2 separate regions of the Homo sapiens genome follow, and region 1 is linked to region 2. Evidence: read pairs that join two places in POLR2A ChIA-PET (ENCODE). Cell type or tissue: CD4-positive, alpha-beta T cell. All regions are shown on one strand.

What was found. ChIA-PET counts read pairs that join two places held together with the same protein. Peaks named below come from ENCODE experiments on the same cell type or tissue, not always from the same donor. Only the 100,000 strongest peaks of a DNase experiment are listed, where the experiment ranks them.
Region 1: POLR2A ChIA-PET joins it to region 2 with 10 read pairs; 3 of 35 experiments call an interaction of 5 or more read pairs at or near these places.

What each region holds. Positions count from the first base shown.
Region 1 is chr2:60,815,098-60,823,097 of GRCh38, forward strand. No RefSeq gene overlaps it. Among named protein-coding and RNA genes, the nearest start is that of REL-DT, 62 kb to the right of the region's middle. RefSeq lists a silencer at 4,559-4,608. In CD4-positive, alpha-beta T cell, no CTCF peak of the experiment used is centred here; DNase peaks (open chromatin) are centred at 3,414 and 4,624; H3K4me3 peaks cover 326 bases; H3K27ac peaks cover 1,349 bases.
Region 2 is chr2:61,174,112-61,182,111 of GRCh38, forward strand. C2orf74-AS1 (C2orf74 antisense RNA 1) reads right to left here and starts at 4,174. Exons shown (of 2, transcript NR_183879.1): 1 at 3,995-4,174. It also overlaps the pseudogene AHSA2P. RefSeq lists a silencer at 3,080-3,629 and an enhancer at 6,381-6,959. In CD4-positive, alpha-beta T cell, no CTCF peak of the experiment used is centred here; DNase peaks (open chromatin) are centred at 2,290, 3,210, 3,910 and 5,240; H3K4me3 peaks cover 2,819 bases; H3K27ac peaks cover 2,864 bases.

The sequences.
Region 1 (8,000 bases), 360 kb before region 2:
CTCCTGAGGGTCTGATCCCGTCTTAAGAATAAATTCCATGATATGCTGATGGCTCCCAGATTCCTGCACAGTCTCCTGCGCAGACTGCTCCCATGTTGAATTCTGGACACAATTCCCAACTGCCTAGGAGGTCTCTCTCACAGGCCTCTCAGACTTCACACATCATACAGAAACTCCTGATTCCAACCCCAAATGTGTTGCTTCCACAGCTGTCTCCATCCTAGTAAATGGCAGCTCCACTCCAGAACCAGCTAGAACCAAGAAACCTCAGCTCCTCTCTCTCACACACCCACAGCCAGCCATACTCGGGGCACTTGCTGCCAGCTCTGATATTGAAGCATGTCTACCTTCAACCACTTGCGCCCCTGCTTCCAGCACCTGGTTGGAAGCCACCATCACCTCTTACCTGGATTCTTGCATTAAGCTCCTTGCTCCTCTCCCTGCATCCACGAGTGTCCCCCTTCAGCCAATTCTCAACACAGCAGCAGAGGGAGTCTTTTCTTTTTCTTTTTTTTTGTTATTTATTTTAATTTTTGAAATAGATATGGGGTCTTGCAATAGTTGCCTGGGCTGGTCTCAAACTCCCGGGCTCAAGCAATCCTCCCCCTCGGACTCCCAAAGTGCTGGGATTACAGGTGTGAGCCACCATGTCTCAGCGGGGATTCTTTTTTTGTTTGTTTGTTTGTTTGTTTTTGGGATGGAATCTCGCTCTGTTGCCAGGCTAGAGTGTAGTGGCACGATCTCGGCTCACTGCAACCTCCACCTCCGGGGTTCAAGCAATTCTCCTGCCTCAGCCTCTCTAGTAGCTGGGACTACAGGGGTGCGCCACCACACCCAGCTAATTTTCGTGTTTTTGGTAGTGACGGGTTTTCACCATGTTGGCCAGGATGGTCTCGATCTCTCGATCTCATGATCCACCTGCCTTGGCCTCCCAAAGTGCTGGGATTACAGGCGTGAACCACTGTGCCCAGCCTGGGATTCTTTTTTAATGTAAATCTTATCATTTCACTCTTCTGGTTAAAACCAACTGGTAGTGTCCCATCTGAGTCAAAGTGCAAATCCTGACCGTGGACCACCAGGCTCTGCATGGTACAGTCCCGTGTCAGTCACTACTCTGATTCTTTAAATAGCTTTATTGGCCAGGCGCAGTGGCTCACACCTGTAATCCTAGCACTTTAGGAGGCCGAGGCAGGCAGATCACTTGAAGTCAGGAATTCAAAAGCAGCCTGGCCAACATGGTGATAACCCGTCTCTACTAAAAATACAAAAAAAATTTAGCCGGGCATGGTGGCAGGTGCCTGTAATCACAGCTACTCAGGAGGCTGAGGCAGGAGAAGCTCTTAAACCTGGGAGGCAAAGGTTGCAGTGAGCTGAGATCGCACCATTGCACTCCAGCCTGGGCGACAGAGCGAGACTCCATTAAAAAAAAAAAAAAAACCCACACACAATAAATAGCTTTATTAAGATACAATTCACACACCACACAGTTCACTCATTTAAAGCGTACATTGAAAAAACCATTGTATAACTTTCCATATATTCACAGAGCTGTGCAGCTGTTGTCATCTCAGTGCCTTTCAGGTTATTTTCATTATTTCAAGAAGAAACTTGCACCCCAAAGTCACCTCTCCCCATTGTGCCTACTCCTGTAGCCCTAAGCAACTTGCTTTCTGTGCCTATAGATTTGCCCATTCTGGATATTTCATATAAACCTCTCTGATTTTATCTACTTCTGAAACCCTGTTCTCTACCCATTTTCTCTTCCTCCTTGCGTGCCTTGTACACCCCCAGCACACCTTCTTCCCAGGGTCTTTGCACAGTTTCCCCCAACCCCCAATCCAGCTTCCCTGATCTCTCCATGGCCACACCTCTCAGGGAAGCCTTTCCTGAGTTCCCTCCTCCCCCCTGGCCCCGCCCCCACATGCCCCACTTAATTTTTTAAGTGTAATAAGTATATATTATCACATGGCACTAATCATCATGTATTCCATGTTTCTCTTTTAATCATCTGTGTCCTCCTGTCACTCATGGAACATCAGCCCCAGAGGCAGGGCTTTTACCTCTTTTATTCCCTGCTGTACCCTCAGTGCCTTGAACAGCACCTGAAATAGAGAGATACTCCATAAATATTGTCAAATGAATGGCAGGAATGGGATGTGAACACAAGTCTGTCAGACTTCAAAACCTGTGTCCCTAACTATCATACTTAAAGATCGTAGAGAATGCAAACGATTTAAACTCGTGGCAGTGGCTGGGTGCGGTGGTTCACACCTGTAATCCCAGCACTTTGGGAGGCCAAGATGGGCGGGTCACCTGAGGTCAGGAGTTTGAGACCAGCCTGGCCAACATGGTGAAACCTGTCTTGACTAAAAATGCAAAAAATTAGCCGGGCGTGGTGGTTCATGTCTGTAATCCCAGCTACTCTGGAGGCTGAGGCAGGAGAATCACTTGAACCTGGAGGCAGAGGTTGCGGCGAGCCTAGATCACACCACTGCACTCCAGCCTGGGAAACAGAGTGAGACTGTCAAAACAAACAAACAAACAAACAAACACACTTGGTAAAAGTAAGAAAGGTCTAAAGCCTATGCCCAGTGTGGTGGATGCTGGGCTGCAGTAGAGGTGTTGATAATGCCAGCTCCCAGGAGTGTTGGCAGCTGGAGCTTGCAGCTGCATCTTTTCCAGGGTTTGCCCTGGGCTGAGGAGAAGCTGCCTCACTCAAGGCCATTACTACTTTCTAGAGCAGGGGCTGTATCCCATGGTCAATACAAGGGTAGCAACCTGCCCTATGCTCCAATTTCAAAGGGCCATCCTTGCTCCAGAGCTCCTTGTGGCATTGGTGGAAGCCATTGTTTCCACAGCATTAAAGTTCAGCTTCTTCCTCTATTCATCTGGCTTCCTGCTCTCCCCACACAGGTGTTAATCTTGACAGCATTCCCCAATAAACTTTCTGTGCACAAACTGCCGTCGTGGAAACTGTTTCCTGGATAATGCAACCCGTGATGCTCAGAATAATTCATTCGATGGCTTCCCAAGGAGGTTGAAGGATCTATGGGTAGGTGGACACAGAACAAATAAGCTGGGCCCCTGAAAGCCACACCAACAAGCAGAGGAATCAATCGTACCTGTGTTTTCGTGACCCCAGCTCATCATATCCCTCTTAACAAACTAACATGGGAAGGAAGAGAATGTGATGTGCAGGGTCCACAGTTACCGCCACGGCTCTGAAGCATCCCTTGTGTGAAAACAGCTCCATTTCTTGGCCAAGCTCCATTTCAGACCCTGAGCTTGGGCTCCCTGTCTGTACTGTGACCTCACCCTGTGGAGTCCAACGTAGAGTGACTCATGAGTCATCAGGGGTTCGATCAACATTTCCTCTTGGCTACATATCCCACCCCCACCCCAAAGTCAGTGATCATCCCCTTTGGGAGCCTGGCTGCTGAGGGGGAAAGAAGGGGAAAGTGAGTCAGTCAAGAAATGACAACCCCAAGGGGGCAGCAGTATCCCTGCCTGAAGTCTAGATAAGAACAGGCAAAAGTATTATTAAAGTCATTCTTTCCTGTCAGCCTTTTCAGTTGAATAAGAAATGGAAAGGTGGTACCCTCCCTAGTGTGGGAGCAACTTGAGGGCCGGTATCACTTGTTTTTTGTAATAATAAAAGCCAGTCCTTGGTGGGGTGTGGTGGCTCACATCTGTAATTCCAATGCTTTGGGAGGCCAAGGTGGGAGAATCACTTGAGGCCAGGAATTCAAGACCAGGCTGGGCGATGTAGCAAGACCCCATCTCTACAAAATATATATTTAAAATTAGCCAAGGATAGTAGCACACCCATGGTCCTAGCTATTTGGGAAGCTGAGTGGGGAGGATCCCTTGAGCCCAGGAGTTCAAGGCTGCAGTGAGCCATGATCTTGCCACTGTACTCCAGCCTGAGCAACAGAGCGAGACCCTGTCTCAAAAAAAAAAAAAAGAAAGCCAGTGCCCACATAGCGAGACTATGTCCCAAGATCTGTTCTGAGTACTTAACATATATTCACCAATTGAATCCTCGTAACACCACAGTGAGGAAGAGACCATTATTCCCAGCCCTGTTCTGCAGATGAGGAGACCAAAGCACAGAAAGCTAAAGAATGGATGGGTCTGTAACCTGCTCAGGCCACACTGGTTATGAGTGGGTTCCACCACCGTCCTACACTGCCGGTATGTATCATCCAGGGCTGAAGGCAGTGCCTGGCCTGGTGGGGTGCACTGCCCCTGTGGTCCTTCTCACAGCTGGCCACATACCCCTCAGATGCAGTGAGCGGCCCACCAGACACCTGGCTTACAGAGAACAGGGGTGAAGGAGAGCTGCAAGCCTTCTCTCAAAGCCTCCCTTCCTTCCTGGTGTCTGTGGGCTGAGTGTGTCTCCCTCTGGCTTGATTCATGGTTTTTGCTCTCTCTTTGGTGCATTCATTCTTTCCAGATTTTTTACTTTCTTTCCATTCGCTCACAAGGGAAGACCTGCTGAGGGCGGAAACATCATGCATGAGTTAAAGGAGAACAATGGGTGAGAGGTGCCGAGTAAGCCTCGAGTGTGGCGGCTGTGTTGTGGTTCCCGAGCTTCCTCCACGCCGGATCTGATCTTCAGTGACGCCCAGCAGGGCCTACGGAGACATTCATCACTTCCTCCCTCAACGAAAGGTGTGAACCCAAGAAACTTTTCCTCTTCTATGTCAGGTGGTCCCTGTGCCGACTAGAGCAGGATCTATCTAGACTGTGGTTACTTACCTGTCCTTTCAGGGCGCCATTGTGTCCTTGTCCCTACAAGCCCCTACCCTACCCGACATGCACACAAGAATTTAGCGATTTGGGAGTTTTAGTTTTAGTTTTTGTTTTATTTATTTATTTTGGAGACAGGGTGTCGTTCTGTCACCCAGGCTGGAGTGCAGTGGCATGACCGAAATGGTAGAGTTCCCTGATCCCCCCGCAGGATGCACAACAGGGGTGTGGCTCACCTGTTGGGTCGCCACCGCCACCGTTGCTCAAAGCCCTTAAGGGAGGGGGAGCACGCAGATGGACAGGTGCAGGGGCCCAAGTGGGCGTGTGTTACAATGTGCCCCTTTAGCCTTGCGGTCCATGGACGGCTCAAGTGTTAACCAGCTCCGTGGACCCTCTGCCTTTCCGCAAGGGCAGAGGGCCAATGTGACAGCTTTCTGTATCCTAAGCTCTTGTCCAGCATCCCAGAAAAACCAGTCACACACGAACTTGAAGGATAAATGTGAGAATTTCACTGAGTAGTGGAGGTGGCTCTCAGCGGGGATGGATAGAGAGACAGAAGCAGGGGATGGAGTGGGAAGACAGTCTTCCCCTGGAGCCGGGCCGTCCAGAGCTGAACTCCTCTCCCACCACCAACAGCCCAACTCCTCTCGGCGTTCAGATGTTTCTCCTCTTCTGTCTTTCTCTGCCGCGCCCTCCATTCCACCCTGCATCTGCTTGTCTTCTCATCTTTTCACCTGCTTGTCTGCTTCTGGAGCCTGGGGTTTGGTGTTTATATGGGTACAGGATGGTACAGGATAGGGGCCATGGCAGGCCAAAAGGCAACTTTTGGGGCGTGAAAACAGGAATGCCTGTCCTCGTTTAGGGCCACAGGTCTTCAGGCTTGAGGGTGAGGTCTTTGCCGGGGAACCACCCTGTTCTACCCAGTACTTCCTTGTCTCCTGTCCACATCACGATCCTGGCTCTCTGCAGCCTCAACCTCCCAGGCTCAAGTGATCCTCCCACCTCAGCTTTCCTAGTAGCTAGGGCTACAGGTATGTACCACCACTTCTGGCTAATTTTTGTATTTTTTATAGAGATGGGGTTTCCCCATGTTGCCCAGGCTGGTCTTGAACTCCTGGGCTCAAGCTATCCACCTGCCTTGGCCTCCCAAAGTGCTGGGATGTTAGACGGCAGCTACTACACCTGGCCTAGCTGTTTGGTTTTCCCTGGGCATCTCTGCGTTGTGAGGCTTATTATTCCCAATTTACTCTCCTTGACCAAAGAGTGAGATCACCCTTGCAGGTTCTGCTTTGGAGATATGAGAAAGTCCAGACTTATCTAGACTGATGTTTCTCAAGCTTTTTTCATTTTCACCCCCTCAGGAGCCTTGGAAGATATTTTTTTTCTTATCGCTCCTCTCCCCATGACATTACTGTATGTCAGCATATCTAAAGGCCACAAACCATTGTAATGTCTAAGATTTTTTTCCACATACACATCCCTCTCAGTAAACAATTTTCAGCCCCTTGGGGGCAATATCACCTTTTGATTTTTGGGGTTTTTGAGATGGAGTCTCGCTCTTCGCCCAGGCTGGAGTGCAGTGGCACAATCTTGGCTCACTGCAACCTCCACCTTCCAGGTTCAAGCGATGCTCATGCTTCAGCCTCCCAAGTAGCTGGGACTACAGGCACACACCGTCATACCCAGCTAATTTTTGTATTTTTAGTAGAGACAGGGTTTTGCCATGCTGGCCAGGCTGGTCTCAAACTCCTGACCTCATGATCCTCCCACCTCGACCTCCCAAAGTGCTGAGATTACAGGCGTGAGCCACCGTGCCCAGCCTCAATATCACCTTTTGGAAGTCCATGAGCTAGGCTCAGCCACTGAGTGCCCCACCAGGCCTTCTCTTCCTTTGGGGTGGCAGCTGTTGATGTTCCTGCCCAACATGCATTACTTGTTCATGGTTATATATAAGCCCTCACCTACCTCTCTGTCAAACCTTAAGCCTGATGCAGTTTCACTCCTAGGTAGTTGCCCAAGAAAACCTCAAGTCCCCAAGACAGCCAAAAGACTATTACAAGAATGCTCGCAGCAGCTTTATTCATAATAACCACAAACTGGAAACAATCGAAATGAACTTCAACAAGACAATCAATATATAAGTAAATGGGGCTATATTCATACAATGCAATTTTACCAGCAGTAAAAAGGAACTAACTACTGCTACACATACAACATGGACAAATTGCAAAAGCATAGTATAAGTAAAAGGAAACAGATGCAAAAGAGTATGTGCTGTATGATCTATGAAGTTCAAGAACAACAAAAACTAGCCCACGGTGACAGTCAGCATAGTATGTACCTCAGGGAAGACTTAGAGGGAAATTTTTCTTCCCTATCTTGATTTGAATGGTTATTCCACAAATGTGTAATTAGGTTAAAATCTGTACCCTTATATAAAAATTCTAGCTATAATACACTTAAGATTTGTGTACTTAGCTCTATGTAAATTGTACCTTAAAATTTTAAACAGATCCTTGAAAATTCCTTCAAAACATTCAGACAGGGGTTCCTGGGTAAGATGCATATTTCAGGGTCTCATCCAAGGACCTGCTCTATGGGCTGAGACGCTAAATCTTACCCATGGCTCCAGGGATTCTGATGCAGGTTATCCTGGAGCTACACTCTGTTAATGGAAAAAAACAAACTGTGTACAATATTTTAAAGAGGTTTATTCTGAGCCAATGTGAATGACCATGGCCTGGGGAAACACAGCCTCAAGAGGTCCCAAGAAAGTATGCCAAAGGTGGCCGGGCAAGGTGGCTCACGCCTGTAACCCCAGCACTTTGAAAGGCTGAGGCAGGCAGATCACCTGAGGTCAGGAGTTTCAGACCAGCCTGGCCAACATGGTGAAACCCCGTCTCTACTAAAAATACAAAAAATTAGCCGGGCATGGTGGCAGGCATCTGTAATCCCAGCTACTCAGGAGGCTGAGGCAGGAGAATGACGTGAACCCGGGAGGCAGAGGTTGCAGTGAGCTGAGATCACGCCACTGCACTCCAGCCTGGGCAACAGAGCAAGACTCTGTCTCAAAAAAAAAAAAAAAAAAAAAAAGTGTGCCAAAGGCAGTCAGATTAGTTTGCTTTTATACATTTTAGAGAGGCAAGAGTTACAGGCAAACACATAAATCAATACATGGAAGGTATATATTGGTATGACCCAAAAAGGCGGGATATCTTGACGTGGAGGGCTTACAGGTTATAAGTGGA
Region 2 (8,000 bases):
AGGAGGAAGCGTGTTTGCCCTCAAGTTGAGCAGGCCAGTGAAGATAACAAAGCTTGAGAGCAAAGGCTACACACAGTGCTATGTGCTATGGTGGCAGTGTGCTTGGGACATTTGCATGCTGGTAGCTCAACAAATATTAAAGGAATTAAATCAAACTAAGGGATAGGCACCAAAATTATAAAAAGAAAATGGAATAGTGACTTCCTCAAAAGCAGACCCTTAGCAGCTCATGGGTCTACTGTGATGTGAAACTGGCATCCAACTCCTGATTCTCTAGTGCATTGCTAATAAGAGTCAATCCTGGGCTGGGTGCGGTGGCTCACGCCTATAATCCCAGCACTTTGGGAGGCCAAGGCGGGTGGATCATCTGAGTTCAGGAATTCAAGACCAGCCTGGCCGATATGGTGAAACCCTGTCTCTACTAAAAATACAAAAATTAGGTGTGGTGGCACACGCCTGTAATTCCAGCTACTTGGGAAGCTGAGGAAGGGGAATTGCTTGAACCTGGGAGGCGGAGGTTGCAGTGAGCTGAGATCATGCCACTGCACTCCAGCCTGGGCAACAGAGTGAGACTCTGTCACAAAAAAAACAAAAAAATGGCAATCCTGGATATGTACATTTTTCAACCCCTTTCTCTCGAGACAGAGAAAGTGTGGTGGAGTTGTTTAGAAAAGGTGAAAATAATCTGGATCTACCCCAGCACAGGTTGGTTATGGGAGAAAGGACATACTTGAGAGGATTTTGCATTTCTTCCCCCAAAGCCTGTCAGTGTTGTCACCCTCACTTTGCTGCAGGTAAGCTGCCACCTGAAGTTGTCCAACTTGCCACCTCCCTTGCATCCTCTCCCACATCAAACCAGTCAAAACCAAGACAGGTAGAGAAACATCCATTCTGATCTTTCTCATCTTAGTAGAGAAATGGGTAGGACAGTGAAAGGGTGGAAGCAGCTGGCTGTTCTCTTCCCCTGTGCCAACCTGTCCTTTGCCTGCAGTCATCCACAAAATACGCTCACGAGTGGAGGTATTTTCTCCATTTGCCTACCGGAGCTACCACGTTCCAACATTATTTTGCGTCTTCCTATTGCAGGCTGACCCTTTGGACTCATCTCCTCCCATGGCTTCTGGGACTTGGCTGAACCACTTGTCCCTCTTGTCGCCAGCTGATCCCCACCAGCAGACATAAGCATTTAAAGGGAAAAGGCAAAAACTCCCTTCATCCATGTACCTATCTCATTACTGTCCAATTGTCTTACCTGTCCTTGCCCAACATTCTGAAAGCACAGTCTCCACCCTCTCACCTCCCATTCACCCGTTACCCGTGACCCAGCTTCTGCCCCATCGTTCACTGAAACTGCTCTCTGCAAAAGGCTCAAGTACCTTCTGTGTTGTTACACCCAATACATATCTTTATATACCTTTATCATCCGACTCATACTTTTCCACACTTGATGACGGCCACTGCTTCTACCGTGCACCCTGGCTCCCTGATTAAATGCCTTTGTGGTTGCCTTCCTCCTCCTTAGTCGCTCTTTGCAGGCCCCCTCTTCCCTGCCTACCTCTTACCTGCTGATTTTTCCCAGAGTTATAGCCCAAGCCTCATTCCAGCCTCTTTCCATTCTAGCCTCTGAGGGTGCGGCTACTAACCAACCTGCAAGTCCCAGTTGCTGAACAAAACGTATTTCTCTGCTGCACCCCAGTGTCTGACGCATTTACATTCCACTTCTGAACACCTCTCATCCCTGAATATTTGTCACCCCTTCTCCACCCTGAGAAGTCCCCCTCCTTCCAGTTTCCATCTTACCCTGGTCCATTGTCCAAAAGTCCGTAAGAATGATTTTTTTTTTTTTTTTTTGAGACGGAGTCTCCCTCTGTGGCCCAGGCTGGAGCGCAGTGGCGTGATCTCGGCTCAATGGAAGCTCCGCCTCCCGGGTTCACGCCATTCTCCTGCCTCAGCCTCCCGAGTAGCTGGGACTACAAGCGCCCGCCACCACGCCCAGCTAGTTTTTTTTTTTGTATTTTTAGTAGAGACGGGGTTTCACCGTGTTAGCCATGATAGTCTCGATCTCCTGACCTCGTGATGCGCCCGCCTCGGCCTCCCAAAGTGTTGGGATTACAGGCGTGAGCCACCGCGCCCGGCCAAGACTGATTGTTCTAGAACACATCTGATCGTGTCATTTCTCCATTTAGGTTGCCTCAGTGGTTGCCCATTGCCTGTATGGCCAAGTGCAAGCTCCTTAGCAGCGGAAATGAGGCTTCTTAAGATCAGGCAACCCCACCACGCTGCTCCTTCATGTGACTCTGTTATAGCTGCTTTAGTGAAGTGTGAAAGGTGAAATCAAAACGTCTTTTTGTTTTGAGGTCAAAACGCCTTTAAGCAGTGTGTTTACATGACTGTTGTAGCTTTCTGGAAGATAATGTTGGAAGGTGGTAGCTCCGGTAGGCAAATGGAGAAAATGTCTCCACTCGTGAGTGTATTTCGTGGATGACCGCAGGCAAAGGACAGGTCGGCACAGGGGAAGAGAACAGTCAGATGCTTCCACCTTTTCACTGTTCTACCCATTTCTGTGCTAACTACCCATGTAGTTAGCAGAGAACACCCCAGTAACATTGTCCAAATAGTTCGTGCAAAGTTTTAGCTAGAAGCCGAAAATTCGTGAAAGGAATCATTAATACTCCATGATAAAGTGCATCAGTTTGCAGTAACATGCGTTTGCAATCACATTCTTTCGTTCTCTCTAAAGGATTATTACGTGAATAAAATGGAAATACTCCCGCAGTAACATGGGACTAGTTGGAAAGGTGCCGGGAAGGGGGGAGGGCGAGAGACTGCGTCGCGGAAAAAACCGCAGCGCGGCAACTGGGCGCGGACTCGCTCTTAGGCGAAATCCGCAAACGGTGTGACGTGTGCGCGCTGTGGCCCCAAAGGCCGGTCTTACAGCGACCTGGGCGTTCGAGGTCGTGTCCTCGAGAGCTATAGGGAGCCTGCCGAGGCCACCTGACGGCGGTGTCGCGTCTACACTGCCGGTTGGACTCTCAGGCACCCGCTACTCAGCGCCCTGCTTCCCGGCGCCGGGAATCACGAGCCCGCCAGCACCGCGGGACTTGCAGCGCCCTCCGCCCTTCGCAGGCGGCCCAGACAGCCCCGTCCCGCCCTAGCGTTAGGAGACGCGCAGCGGAACCCCGGCGGCCCCAGCCCCTCCCCGCCCGCGCGTCCCCGCGTCCCCGCGTCCCCGCGCGACCCGCCTCCCAGATCCCGGCTGGGGCTCCCGGGCGCGCCGCGGCAGGGCGGGGCGGGGCCGGGGGCGGGGCCTTCTGGCAGTTTCTGGGAGCTGCGAACGCGCCGCCCCGGGGCTCGGCGGCCGGAAACGCTGGCTTCGGAGCCTTAGGCGCCGCGGCCTTTCCTTGTTTTCCGCCCAGTCCACGCCGCCATGGCCAAGTGGGGCCAGGGGAACCCCCACTGGATCGTGGAGGAGCGGGAGGACGGGACCAACGTGAACAACTGGCGCTGGCGCGGCTGGCGGCGGCCTCCTTCCGGGATCTGGGGAGGGCCGGGCCGCGGGAGCCGGGGCTGCCCTGGGGTCTGTGCGGGGCCGCGGGGCCAGGGGGTCAGGGGGCCGCCCCCCCTCAGCTGCTGGACGCAGGGCTCGGCCTTCGCCTCTCGGCTCGGGAGAGTCCTTGAGTACGGAGACCGGCTAGGAGGGTTGCAGCTGCCTCTTTTTGAAAGTTGGGTTGGGCCCCAAGAGTGACTTCCGACAGACCTTTCCACTCCCACCGTCTGTGGCCTGAGGGCCTTCCCTTCTCCTCCCGCCCACCCCTCTGGATGTTTCGGGGAGTTAGAAGGGAGCTGGATTGAGAGACTGTGTTAGGGGCGGGGGTATGGAACGTAGTGGAAAGGGCAGAAATTTGGATCTCAGTTCGCGCCCACCCCGCAGGCGCCTCCCGCGAGCCGGGCCCTCTGTGAGTGAGACAAGCTCCCCTTCCTTTACGCGCCTCACCTGGCGCGTGGGGAGAGGTCGGCAGCCCTCCGCCGCAGAACCTCCGGAAGGGATGTCCTCTGCCCTGCGCCTCTGGCCGGGGCTGTGGTCCCTCCAGGCCGTCGAGGGGATGCTGAGGCCGGTCCCCAGAGGAGCATGACTTGGCTGGTCCGGAGGAGCTCTGAGGGCATGGGCAATCTTGGCTCGCTGCAACCTCAGCTTCCAGAGTTCAAGCGAGTCTCCTGCTTCAGCCTCATGAGTAGCTGGGACTACAGATGCGTGCCACTACGTCCGTCTGATGTTTGTATTTTTAGTAGAGACAGGGTTTCACCATGTTGGTCAGGCTGCTCTCGAACTCCAGATCTCGTGATCCGCCCGCCTGGGCCTACTAAAGTGCTGGGATTACAGGCGTGAGCTAGATCTGACTTTCTAGTGTCCTAGCCTTGGCCCGATGGACATGTCATTTCTCTCAGCTCGTTTCTGTCCCCTAAAGTGAGAATATTGCCTGGGAAGATTACATTAGACGATGTATATGCGAAGACACTTGATAGCTGGTATTGTCATGATTCTGATTAGTTCACTACTGCTACTTTCCCTGTGGCCTAGGCTTTGCCTATTTCCAGTGGGCGAGCTAGCTAGATCCTCCTCCCTTAAATAAGCCAGTGTTTTTAAGACAGAATACTACTTGCATAGTGGACAATAATATCTTAAAGAACTGAGCAGGATGAAAAGAATTTGATAGAAAGCAGGTTTGAGGAGCACATTGGAGGTTGGCAGGTTTCGAGGCTGCTTGAGAGGACTTGGGCCGATCTGGGCTGGGCTTGGACGTGACCCTGGCACCCAGGCAGGTGGATCCCAGCTGGGGCTTCCATTCACGACTTTCTGGTCCCTGGCAGGACAGAGCGGGATGCCACCAGCTTGTCCAAAGGGAAGTTCCAGGAGCTCCTGGTGGGCATCGTTGTGGAGAATGACGCTGGCCGCGGCGAGATCAACGAGTTGAAGCAGGTGGAAGGGGAGGCTTCGTGCAGCAGCCGCAAAGGAAAGCTGATTTTCTTCTATGAGTGGAACATCAAACTGGGCTGGAAAGGTAACAGGGGCCTCAGGGTACTAGTGGGGCTGGGGACAAAGTGCGTTCATCATTCAGCGAATGTTTTTACAGCCCCTGCTATGGGCCTGGCACACTGACTGGCTCCTGAATCAGCGTTGGTAGATCCTGACACTCTGGCCACACTTGAGTTCCATGGGCCAAGAAGGATGGGGATTTCCCTTCTCGCAGCACTCGCAGCTGCTTAGAGCTCATTGCTGTCAGCTGGGCCCTCTTCTACCAGGCCCTTGTGAACAGGAGTCTCCCGGCATTGCTGCCTGGAGCACTCTTCCCCCAGGTAGCTGCCTGCCTCCTTCAGGTCTTTGTCCTGAGTAAAGCCATCTCTGTGCATCCTTGGAGACTCCTGCCTTGTGCCATCTTTCTTCCCTACTTTATTTTTCCCCAAGGCACTGAAACTTGCTTTACAAAACTATTTTGCTTACTGTCCTGCTCCCTCTTTCTGTCATTCAGTAGGGTAGGGATTTCTTTTAAAAACGGCTTTTTTGAGACATAATTCACTCATTTAGTGTGTATAATTTATTGGTTTTCGGTATAGTCACAGAGTTGTGCAGCCATCACTACAATCAATTTAGGAACATTTCACCACCCCAAAACAAAACCCTGGACCCATGAGCAGTCACTCTTGTTGCCCTCCTCTTCCCCAGTCCCTGGTGTCTGCTCACCCGTTTTCTCTGGATTGGCCTCTGAACATTTCACATAGATGAATCATGTAGGATGTGTTTTTTGGTGTCTGCCTTCTTTTACTTCATAATGTGTTCAACGGTCATCTGTGTTGTGTCAGGTAGCAGCACTTTATTCTTTTTTATAGCTGATGAATATTCCACGGGTGCATATACTGCATTCTGTTTCTCCATTTATCAGTTGCCGGGCATTTTGGGTGTGTCCACTTTTGGGGTCTGTGGGTTCAGTTCTCCAATGGTGCCTCGATCCTGGCTGAGCAGACAGCGTGTGCGCACTCAGTCCTTGTTGAGGGAGCCAAGTCTGTGGAGATGCAGGGAAGGGAAGAGGAGGAGCTAGGGTTTGAGCCTCAGCCCAGGAGTCAGCTCCTATCTGGAGTGTGTGCCCCAGAGCAGTCCAGTGAGTTGGCCTCGAGCCTCTGCCCTGCTGGCTGCCTTTCTCACAGACGAGGGTGTTCAGCCCTTCCCCCTTCGCCTCAGAACAGGCTCAGAACTCCTCTGGCTGGGAGTTTGCCTCTCTTGCAGCCCCCTGTGTCTGCTGCTGTCTGGATCATAGCAGTCTGGCTCCCTGCCCACTACCCCAGCACCGAGCCCTAAGGCCTGAGGAACCTTGTGGGCCTTGTGTCTTTTCCATCTCTCTTGGCTCCTTTGCAAGGATAAGACCCAGCCACTGCCAGGCAGCAGCCAGAGGACGGGTTGTTAGGGCTTGTCCTAACACCTCCCAGCTGCTCTCCTCCAGCAGCGAGTCTCTAGGGTGGCAACTGGGACCCACTGGGGAGGAGGCAACACTCTAGTCCTGAGAGAAGTCTACCTGCCTGGTATCCCCCACACAATGCCCTCAAGCCAGAGCCTCCCTCCCCTCCGTGGTCAGAACGTACTGTCCCTTTCTGTCCTTCCATCGCTTTTGTGACTGCTTCTCCCCTTCAGGGTACTCCTTTGTCCTGCTTTGCCCAGGCAAAGAGTACCCTGGGACAAGAAGAGGAATATGGGTGCACTTGCCCCACACTCCTCTCAGGACGGCGGACTGCTGACTCCTCATGCCCTCTCCTTGGCCATGGCCTGCCTGACCTTTCTTCCGTGGCTGCTCAGGGGGCCCTGGAGTGGTGGAACCCTGTGAGGGCAGCTGAGCTATTCAGTGAGGTAGGGCAGTTTTTCATAAAATCAATTTTTTTTTCTTTTTTGAGACAAGGCTCACTGCAGCCTTGACCTCCCAGCAATCCTCCCACCTCAGCCTTCCAAGTAACTGGGACCACAGGTGTGCGCCACCATGCCCAGATAATTTTATTTTGTAGAGACAGTGTCTCCCTGTTGCCCAGGATGGTCTTTAAACTCCTGGGCTCAATCCATCCTCACCACAGCCTTTCAAAGTGCTGAGATTATAGGCATGTGCCACAGTGCCTGGCCCAGTTGTTACTTTGTATTATAATTGAAGAACCCATTTTGCTCATTTTAGGCATCGTTAAAGAATCTGGAGTGAAGCACAAGGGATTGATTGAAATACCCAATCTTTCTGAGGAAAATGAAGTAGATGACACTGAGGTATGTGATCAAGTTTCTATTTCTTTTGTTCTTTTTTCAGTCAAGCTTCTGCTACAGACATTGGGCATTTCAAATAGTGTTGATCAGACTGTGTGGTTCCTGTGTGGTAGTTCGGGTGCCTTGTGGAGGGCCTGTTTGCCGAGAAGGATTGCCGTACTGTGGGGGCAGCGTGTTGTGTGGAGCTGGAGTGGTACAGGAAAGAGAGTAAGCCCCAGGAAGCCCTGAGCTCCCCCGAGGACCAGGCAAGGGGCCTGGGCAGCTGGCTGCACCCTCCTTAGCCTCCTCATCTGTGAAAAGGGGTTAATTTCTCTTCCAGGGGTGTTGTCACGTTAGATGTGACAGTGTGTGCACTGTAAACTGCTCAGGCAGCTTGCATGGCTTGATGAATGTGACTCTCCCTCTTCTCCTGCACCTTTGCCGTTTCCCTTTAATGGTGAAAAGTCTCAGCCTTTAGCTGCTATCTCTCCCTTGGTTATGCCTCACGGTTTTTTGTAAACTACCCAGTTAGTACGTGTTGCTTTTGTGGCTCTCTTGGTTCTCTTGGGAGACAGAGCCTTGTGTAACTCCCATGCTTGGCTTCAAGTTAGTGCCCTCTTTTGGCTGAAAGCTGGGTTTTGGGGGTGAGACCATTTGTACAGCCGCTATATTTTTCAAACGAGGATAGTCTGACAAAGGATTTTTTTTGATTTGTGAACGTATTTAACAT